Regions from separate parts of the Homo sapiens genome. Here region 1 is linked to region 2. Evidence: chromatin loops called from intact Hi-C (ENCODE). Cell type or tissue: GM12878. All regions are shown on one strand. Links, peaks and the distances in the headings refer to the core of each region. The heading gives the core; the rest is flanking DNA. Region 1 has its middle 42 kb from the start of PACERR. Region 2 overlaps PLA2G4A (phospholipase A2 group IVA).

Region 1 (4,404 bases), core at 251-4,250, 130 kb after region 2:
AAAACAGAGATATAGACCAATGGAACAGAACAGAAGCCTCAGAAATAATACCGCACATCTACAACCATCTGATCTTTGACAATCCTGACAAAAACAAGCAATGGGGAAAGGATTCTCTATTTAATAAATGGTGCTGGGAAAACTGGCTAACCATATGCAGAAAACTGAAACTGGACCCCTTCCTTGCACCTTATACAAAAATTAACTCAAGATGGATTAAAAACTTAAATATAAGACTTAAAACCATAAAAACCCTAGGAGAAAACCTAGGCAATACCATTCAGGACATAGGCATGGACAAAGACTTCATGACTAAAACACCAAAAGCAATGGCAACAAAAGCCAAAATTGACAAATGGGATCTAATTAAACTAAAGTACTTCTGAACAGCAAAAGAAACTATCATCAGAGTGAACAGGCAACCTACAGAATGGGAGAAAATTTTTGCCATCTATGCATCTGACAAAGGGATAATATCCAGAATCTACAAGGAACTTAAACAAATTTACAAGAGAAAAACAAAAAAAAGCCCATTAAAAAGTGGGCAAAGGATATGAACAGACACTTCTCAAAAGAAGACATTTATGCAGCCAACAAACATGAAAAAAAAGCTCATCATCACTGGTCATTAGAGAAATGCAAATCAAAACCACAATGAGATACCATCTCACGCCAGTTAGAATGGCGATCATTAAAAAGTCAGGAAACAAGAGATGCTGGAGAGGATGTGGAGAAATAGGAACCCCTTTACACTATTGGTGTGTAAATTAGTTCTAGCATTGTGAAAGACGGTGTGGCAATTCCTCAAAGATCTAGAACCAGAAATACCATTTGACATTATGCCATTACTGAGAATAAACACAAAGGATTATAAATCACTCTACTATAAAGACACATGCACACGTATGTTTATTGCAGCACTGTTCACAATAGCAAAGACTTGGAACCAACCCAAATGCCCATCAATGATAGACTGGATAAAGAAAATGTGGGACATATATACCGTGGAATACTATGCAGCCATAAAAAGGATGGGTTCATGTCCTTTGCAGGGACGTGGATGAAACTGGAAACCATTATTCTCAGCAAACTAACACAGGAACAGAAAACCAAACACCGCATGTTCTCACTCATAAGTGGGAGCTGAAAAATGAGAACACATGGACACAGAGAGGGGAACTTCACACACCAGGGCCTGTTGGAGGGTGGGGAAATAGGGGAGGGATAGCATTAGGAGACATACCTAATGTAGATGACGGGTTGATGGGTGCAGCGAACCACCATGGCATGTGTATACCTGTGTAACAAACCTGTATGTTCTGCACACGTATCCCAGAACTTAAAGTACAATAAAAAAAATTTTTAAAAAGGAAATAATCATATAAACTGGAACTCTCACTCTTTTAGCCAGCCCATTAATTAGTACACAATGAATCTTCAGTTTGTACCGCTCCATCAGGGAAGTCTCTCCATGTTTTGTTAAAAGTGTGGTTGGCCTGGAAAAGATTAATACCTTTCATTTATTGAACAGCTTATAGTTGGGGTGTTCACATTCCATTAGCTCATTTTATACCATAATGATTTTTTGAATTAAGCAGGAAAGTGGGAACATTACTTTCATTTTATTTAAAAAAAAAAAAAAAAAAGAGGAGCTCAGAAAAATCAGGCAGACTTCCCAAAGTTCATCTGGCAAGGTAGTAGTTAAAATGATGTTAGAATAGTGGTTTTATATGCTCTTCTTGCTACACCGCAATATACTCGAATGTTCTTTTTCACCTTAACATGACAATGACAGTCACTCTCTTAAACCAAAAATGATGACTAGAACAAGAATTTAGGGCCAGAAGCAACCATAGTAGATTCAGGCTTGTGTCTTATTGGAGTTTAAACTTCCAACTAGAATTAATATTTTGGTTAGTAATAAAGCTATAACCCAAACTCCAGCCTGTTACTAGATGATTTTCAGCCTTTGGGATATGTCCCATTCCAATCAAGCTGTTCCTTTTCCTGTCTTGAAATGTGCTAACCATATTTAAACATTTAGCTACAACGACTTCAACCAGATGCTAAATTAAATGGAAAAATTTGGGAATTTGATATTTCCCTTTCCCAAATGTCTAATTTTGTACCCTTGCTACACTTCTTACACTTACAATTCACTTCATTTTGTACTTCACCTTTGTTGTTGTTGCCAGTTTAATCACACAATGTTTTACTTCCATGCTATCAATTAAACATTTTTTTCTCAGAAAAAAAAAAAAAGCCCAGACCTAGAAGAGGGTTATGTTTCCATGAGCTCCCCCTAGAGGTTGGAGTGCTCATTAACACTAGTTAGCTACCAAAACAAATTCACAATCCACATTGTATTCAGAATAGACCACGTTCATCCAACATCATTTGCTTGTAATTCAGTAATAAAACACGAACAGATGACATAAGAAATTAAAAAGTGTCATAGCATTTAGAGAAAGGTTTGGCTGGTTGTTTCATTCATTCATTCATTCCATAAATACCTTGGGCTGGAACATAAATTTTACCTTTTAATTTTAGCATAGTTCTCTTTCCAATAGGTACAAATTATAGGGCCTAGAAGAAATAAAGGGCACATTCGGTCAGTATTTGGAAAGAGAAGAGTACCAAAGAAAAGTCTCTTTAAACAACAAAGACTCAGTTTGCCTGTTTCTTTCATTAATTTAACCGTTCAACGTTGTTGAGTGCTCATTATGTGTCAGAATGCATTTGATATGGGAATTGAACAGTGAACAAGGTATGACATCTGCCCTTATGAAGTTTTCAATTCAATGATTGCTGACAGGTCAGGTCACAAAAATAAAGTCACATGAAAGAATGTCAGTGGAGAAATAAGAGCAGAAAGCAAAATGGGATAAGTATTCTAGCAGAATGTGACATATGAGTCAAATTTTAAAGGACACATAAATTTGGGTTAGGTGGGGGCAGCAGGAAAGAAAGTTGGATAATGTCAAATAAAACTATCAGAGATGTATCATAGACCAATGAATAAACTGGAAATTTACATTTTGACTTCAATAAAACGTTTATTGCAGAATTTTTTAACGTAAGAGGAGAGGCAACACTTACAAATGCCTGGAGGCCTAAATGGCCCAAATTTTCCTCAGGGGCCCAAAAAGGTGATTTAAAATGAATAGAAACTCAGAGGACTGATGCTTAGAAGGGATGGGGTGCTTTAATGATAGAATTCTGTCTAAATTATTATTAGAAACACCTTTAATTATTGCAATACTGTCTTAAGGGCCTCAAAAAAAAACTCAACTAAATTCATTTTATACAATAAGTATACAATAGACAAGTTTTTTTCCACCAGCCCAACATCATCTTGTGTTTGAGAAAACAAAGATCCAGAGAAGTTAAGTAAATGAAGTTACACAGAAATTTGTGACAGGGGCATGTAAGTGAGATACAATTCACTGCTGCATGTACTATACCAGAATGAAAAAATCAAAACATCATATGTGGGCAATTACACAGAACTACATTGAAACCATTTGCTTTCCACAATCTGTTATTAAAGTTTGTCTTAATCCATAAACTGTTATTAAGAACTTCTAGAACATGTCGGTATAACAATAAATTTTTGACTGAGATTATTAAAAGCATGCAATTTTATTAATCAAATGATTTTTTTAAAAATCCATTTCCTAAGATTTGGAATTTTCCACTTTCCATGTTCTCCCTATGTTCAAATAAGAAAGGAAAAATACAGATTAGTTGAAAAACCTCTTCGCAGAGGTACCACATTACCATTCAAAATGTGTAAAGTTGAGCTTCTTTCATTTGAAGCTAATATTTGTGAATTACACATTCAATGAAGATTTATTGAGCACTCACTATGTGTACGGATTGTACCAAAGGCTAAGGATAAAACAGCGAAAACAAACATAAAACAAAACAAAACAGAAATAGATCTTGCTCTAGTGGCAAAAAGTGTAGTGAATAGCATGTAAGAACAGCATGTTTTCAAAACTGTTTATTTCAAACAGTATGTTTTCAAAATTATTTATTTCAATATTTTAGTGGCTTTTATTGAAATCAAATTACAGACTCAGATTCTATAATTCCAAACAGATTAGTTCTACATTTTTGCTCTCAAGGCATTGACTTTTTGACAATCTGATGACTGTAAAATGGTATGGCATTGGGTTTGTAATTTGCATATACCTGATAACTAAAGAGTTAGAGCATTTTCTTTCACGTATATATGGGCCATTTGTATTTCTTTTGTGAAATGTCTATTTATTTTGCCTGTATGTTTATTGAGTTATCGATCTTGGTTATATTTAGGAATTGTTATATATTGTGGATATTAATCTTTTGCTATCATTTGAATTTTGAGTAAGACACAAATGGCTCAGAGGCTTGATTTTG
Region 2 (4,404 bases), core at 149-4,148:
AATATATACCTATATTGAGTGATATAATCCTTACGATTCAGCACTTCCCATTATCAGCATTTTCTGTGCTATTTCTATTACAACATTTTTAAAGTGATCAGCAATGACTTTCTACTAGTATGGCTGATGTTTTCGTGCCAACTAAATTCAAAGTATGAGAACTACATCCGTTCCCAAGTCAGAATCCAGCTAATACTCTAGAGCTGTGGGTGGAATATATTTTTATGGATGATATAACATAAAATCACCTGCCTCATTTTCATCTTTACCATCCATATTTCCCTCATATCATTTCCCCTCAGAAGTGATTTCTTAATATGAAGCGTTCTATGCATATGATGGTCCACATAAAGCTCCTAGGCCCAAGAGCATGAAGCCTTTAGATTGCTGCAGCAGTGGTAATTCCTGAGAGCTTATGTCCTCCCTCTCCAGAAGCTGAAATGTCTATGTAGGACAATGCTAGGACAGTACTATCAGGGATTCAAAGGATTAAGGAAAGCCAATTATTTTCTTTATTGAAGCAGCATAATTTGGTGAAAACACCATTGGTTATGGGATCTAGAAAGACCTTAATTCAAGTTCCAGTTTCATATTCTAAGACCCAGGTTACTTGCTTGTAATGTGAATAACAGTACTGTGAAAGGTACCTAGCCCATAATAAATATTCAATGCATATGATTTGCTTTTAAGATAAACATTACATAGACTTATCACTAATAACATTATATATTTACTTGAAAGATGTACTATCTGTAGTAATTATTGTTGTGACAGTAGAAAATAAGTTTTTTTTATATATTTGCCACTTAAAAATAAATATCTACAATATGCCTTGTGCTATGCAAGGTGCTTGGGAGCAAAAAAATGGTGAATCAGACAGGTGTATACCATGAAACTTTGTGGCCCTATTGACTTTATACTTGACACTCTCCAAGTGGAACCTCAAAAAGTAAACAAGATTCTGGTAGTTATTCTCACCAAAGTTTTCTGTGTTAAAAGCTGTAATAATGAGAATGGCATAGCAGAAGAGCATCTTCTGGGACTTATGGCCATTCAATTCACGAACAGTAGCTTCATAGGAGATACTTTGTTCATTCAACAAATACATCTTTACTATCTACCTAGTCTGTAGTAGGCACTGGGGAAACAATAGTATATAAGACTTCTTACCTTGTAGAAACAAAATGAGGCAATCTAGGGGTAGCAATAAATGCAGGCTAGCCTGATTTTTCATGCATGCATGTTGCTAAAAGTAGTAACACTGTTTATTATGATTAATGTCTCCAATTGGAAGGAAATCTTAAAACCTATTCTTCTGGGAAAATATCATCAATGAGTTTCTATTCCCTTAGTAGAAAAATCAGAAATCCTTAACATGGTCTACAATGGTGGCTTTTATATCTATTTACTGCAAACCAAAACGAAGAAACCTTTGCATATCACAATACAATACATAAATATATACACAGACAAATATTTAAAATATAGAAGTAAGTTTCATGTGATACTTTTGCTAAGTACAATGTACTCTGATTTCAGTCTATTACTTTTGTTTAAATGCTGGTAACAGCCCACTGAATTGATTTCATGACTCACTAACAGCAATTTGAAGAATACTAGTGCAAAAGATTGCAAAATTGAATTTCTATCTACTTCCTCAGCCCCATACCACTACTTTCCCTTTTGCTTTCTATGCTAAAGCCATACTGGTTTTCTTTCCTTCAAATGTGTCAAGCTCTTTCCCACTCAGGGCTGTAACTTACCTCTTCTATTCATTCATTTAGTCAACAAACATTTAAGGCATAACTACCATGTGTCAAACATTGTTCAAGGGACTGGAGAGGCAAAAGTGAGGAGCTAGATACATTCCCTTCCCTCTTGGAGATTCCATCTCTAGAAAGCAATCAGAAAACAAGGAATCCAAAAAATAAAAGAAACAATTGGAAATAGAGTTGTATAAAATGATGGAAACAAGTAAAATGCAGAAACAAAGAATAATTGAGGGTGAGCACTAAAAAGGAGCTAGCCATGCAGAGTGAGGAGAGAGTGGGTTTAGACTATAATGTTCCAGGCAGGCAGTATGAGGAACTGAGAGAAGACAAGTGGCTGGCGAATGGTGAGCAAACGTGAAAGTGGCTTATGATGAGGTTGGAAATTTAGGCAGTGGCAGATCATGTTGAACCTCTTAGGCAACTACTGTTTACCTAGCTAAATCTGACCCATTCTCCAGGATTCAGTCTCAACGTCATTTCCACAGAGAACCCTTCCGTGACCTTCAAAGTATATTTGGTCTGCCTGTTACTGGTTCTGTGTGTTCTCTAGACTCCTCCTTCAAGCCTTTCATTCCACTGACGCAATGTCTGTCTTTCCTGGGAGAACAAAAGAGGCATTAAGTCAGTGGCCATATTTATCTTATTAATAGAGACATCCCTAGTGCCGAATACAATGGCCCAAATATAGTAGGTTCAGAATAAAGATTTGTCCAATGGATGGATGGATATTCAAAGTAGTGCCAGGTTGATGCATAAAGAATCCACAGAATAGTGCCACACCCTCTTTTGATGTCTCTCTTTCTTATTCCTAACAATTCTTAATGTCAAATGATGTTAAATTAGCTCTCTATTTATTTAAAAAAAGCAGAACAAGTGAGATTCCAGAGGGGGTGAAATTAGTACTCAAAATGTTTAGAGGAAATCTGTTGCTGGGATCCAAAGTTTAATGTCAGCAATTTTATTTCCTCTTCTCATTTCCAGCAACTTCATTCATAACCACTCTGTTCACCACCTATTATCCACTACTGTATCTTACAGCAAGACTTGGATAGAGACTCTCCTGATATTAAATCCAAAGCAAGAAATATGCTTAAGATAGCTAACTGTCCAAGTCTAGTTTCTCTCTCTCCCTTCTCTGCCCCCTTTCTGTGTGTATGTATGTGTGTATGTGTGTGTGTGTGTGTGTGTGTAAAATCACTAGGTTAAGAACTACAAGATAACTAGAGAGTAAACAAACATGACTCATGGCATTTAATCTCAAAGCAACTTTGTCTTGTTCTTTGATTCTATTCAGGGCTAACTCTCCTTCTACCCTGATGAAATCTCAGGCAGCCTCAGAACTTTTCTGTTAACTTGGATGTGAAAGGAAGAAAAGAAAAAGGAAAAGAGAAAAAGAATTAACCCAGTCACTGCAGACATTGAAATGCCGGGTTCGTTGAGTTAAAGTCTCTCTCCTGCTCAAGGTAGAGCTTGTTGCAGGAGAAAGGGGATGAAGTCATTGACTTCTCCCCTCCCCTGCCTATGGTCAAACCCTCCCAAGCTTGATAACTCTGGTTTTTAAACCCTTATAGTTGGAAAAGGATGCAGAGAGAGCGAGAATAGAGGCAAGAAAAATATTACTTCAGCAGTACTTTTATAAGCTGGTTTTGTGATCTCTTGGCTTGGTACATGTTAAAGCTGAGTCTTTCTTTCATAGATGCTTTTTGTGGATTCTTCTGAGATTCTCTGTTTTTGAGATTTCTTCCTTGTGTTCCCTGACATGCACAAACGCATCTCTACTCCAGCTGGGGGCTTGTGTTTTTTTCCACAGCCCCAGTGCATCTTGTGGTCCACTTCCAGTTTTCGTTTTCTGAGGTTCTTTCATGTTACCAGGCAAACGCCTTGTATAGGATTTAAGATTCTTCCCAGGGTTCTCTTTAGTCCATGGACAATACTCATACATGTTTTCTTTCTTCCAACAAACCCTGAGAATGCAATTACTTCCTAAATGAAACTATTCTGCTACTTGTGTCCTTTATATTTCCCAAGTATGACAAGACACCAGCCTACTGCAGAAGACAAATGTTAAACCCTCTGATGAGCGTTCTCAGTGGTCTCTTTAAAGCCCCTCTCTTGATTGGGAATTAGTAGGCATATTCCTCTCCAGATCTCCACCCCAAGGGAAGAGGGGCTGTACTCACAGCAGTGCTCTCCAAAACAACAACAAAACTCTTCTGAAGCTCTTCCCACATCTCTACTATTTCAATGCTTTTATAACTGTGAAGTGGGTAAGTTTTATATATTATATAAATGTCCTTGTCCATCTGCTTTCTTTAAAACACAAAGAGTAGGCTGTTTCACTATCCATTTTAGTAGTGCATGTCTTAAATCTTATGGCTTAAGGTCTTGGCCAAAGCTTCTACTTTAAAGTCCAATACATAGGTGAACCAGCTTACAAAATGGCAGAACGAGGAATGTGGGAAATCCTCTCCCAGAAAAACAAACACATTGACAAAACCGGGCAGAATTATTGCAAACAACTATAGACACACACACACACACACACACACACACACGTATGAAATAATAGCACAAAAGAAAGGAGATGGAATGGAGGTATACTGGACCAAGGAAATGACACCAGATCATAATT

Evidence for each region. Hi-C counts contacts between places; a loop is a spot of excess contacts. Peaks named below come from ENCODE experiments on the same cell type or tissue, not always from the same donor. Only the 100,000 strongest peaks of a DNase experiment are listed, where the experiment ranks them.
Region 1: it touches region 2 in a loop (1.9-fold over the local background); 1 of 110 quality-filtered maps calls a loop at or near these places.

The regions. Positions count from the first base shown.
Region 1 is chr1:186,720,807-186,725,210 of GRCh38, reverse strand. No RefSeq gene overlaps it. Among named protein-coding and RNA genes, the nearest start is that of PACERR, 42 kb to the right of the region's middle. In GM12878, for the core only: a CTCF peak has its summit at 2,326 (motif pointing left); no DNase peak of the experiment used is centred there.
Region 2 is chr1:186,847,281-186,851,684 of GRCh38, reverse strand. All of the region lies in intron 1 of PLA2G4A (phospholipase A2 group IVA), which reads right to left. Among named protein-coding and RNA genes, the nearest start is that of PLA2G4A, 21 kb to the right of the region's middle. RefSeq lists a silencer at 2,151-2,200. In GM12878, for the core only: no CTCF peak of the experiment used is centred there; a DNase peak (open chromatin) is centred at 2,224; H3K4me3 peaks cover 367 bases.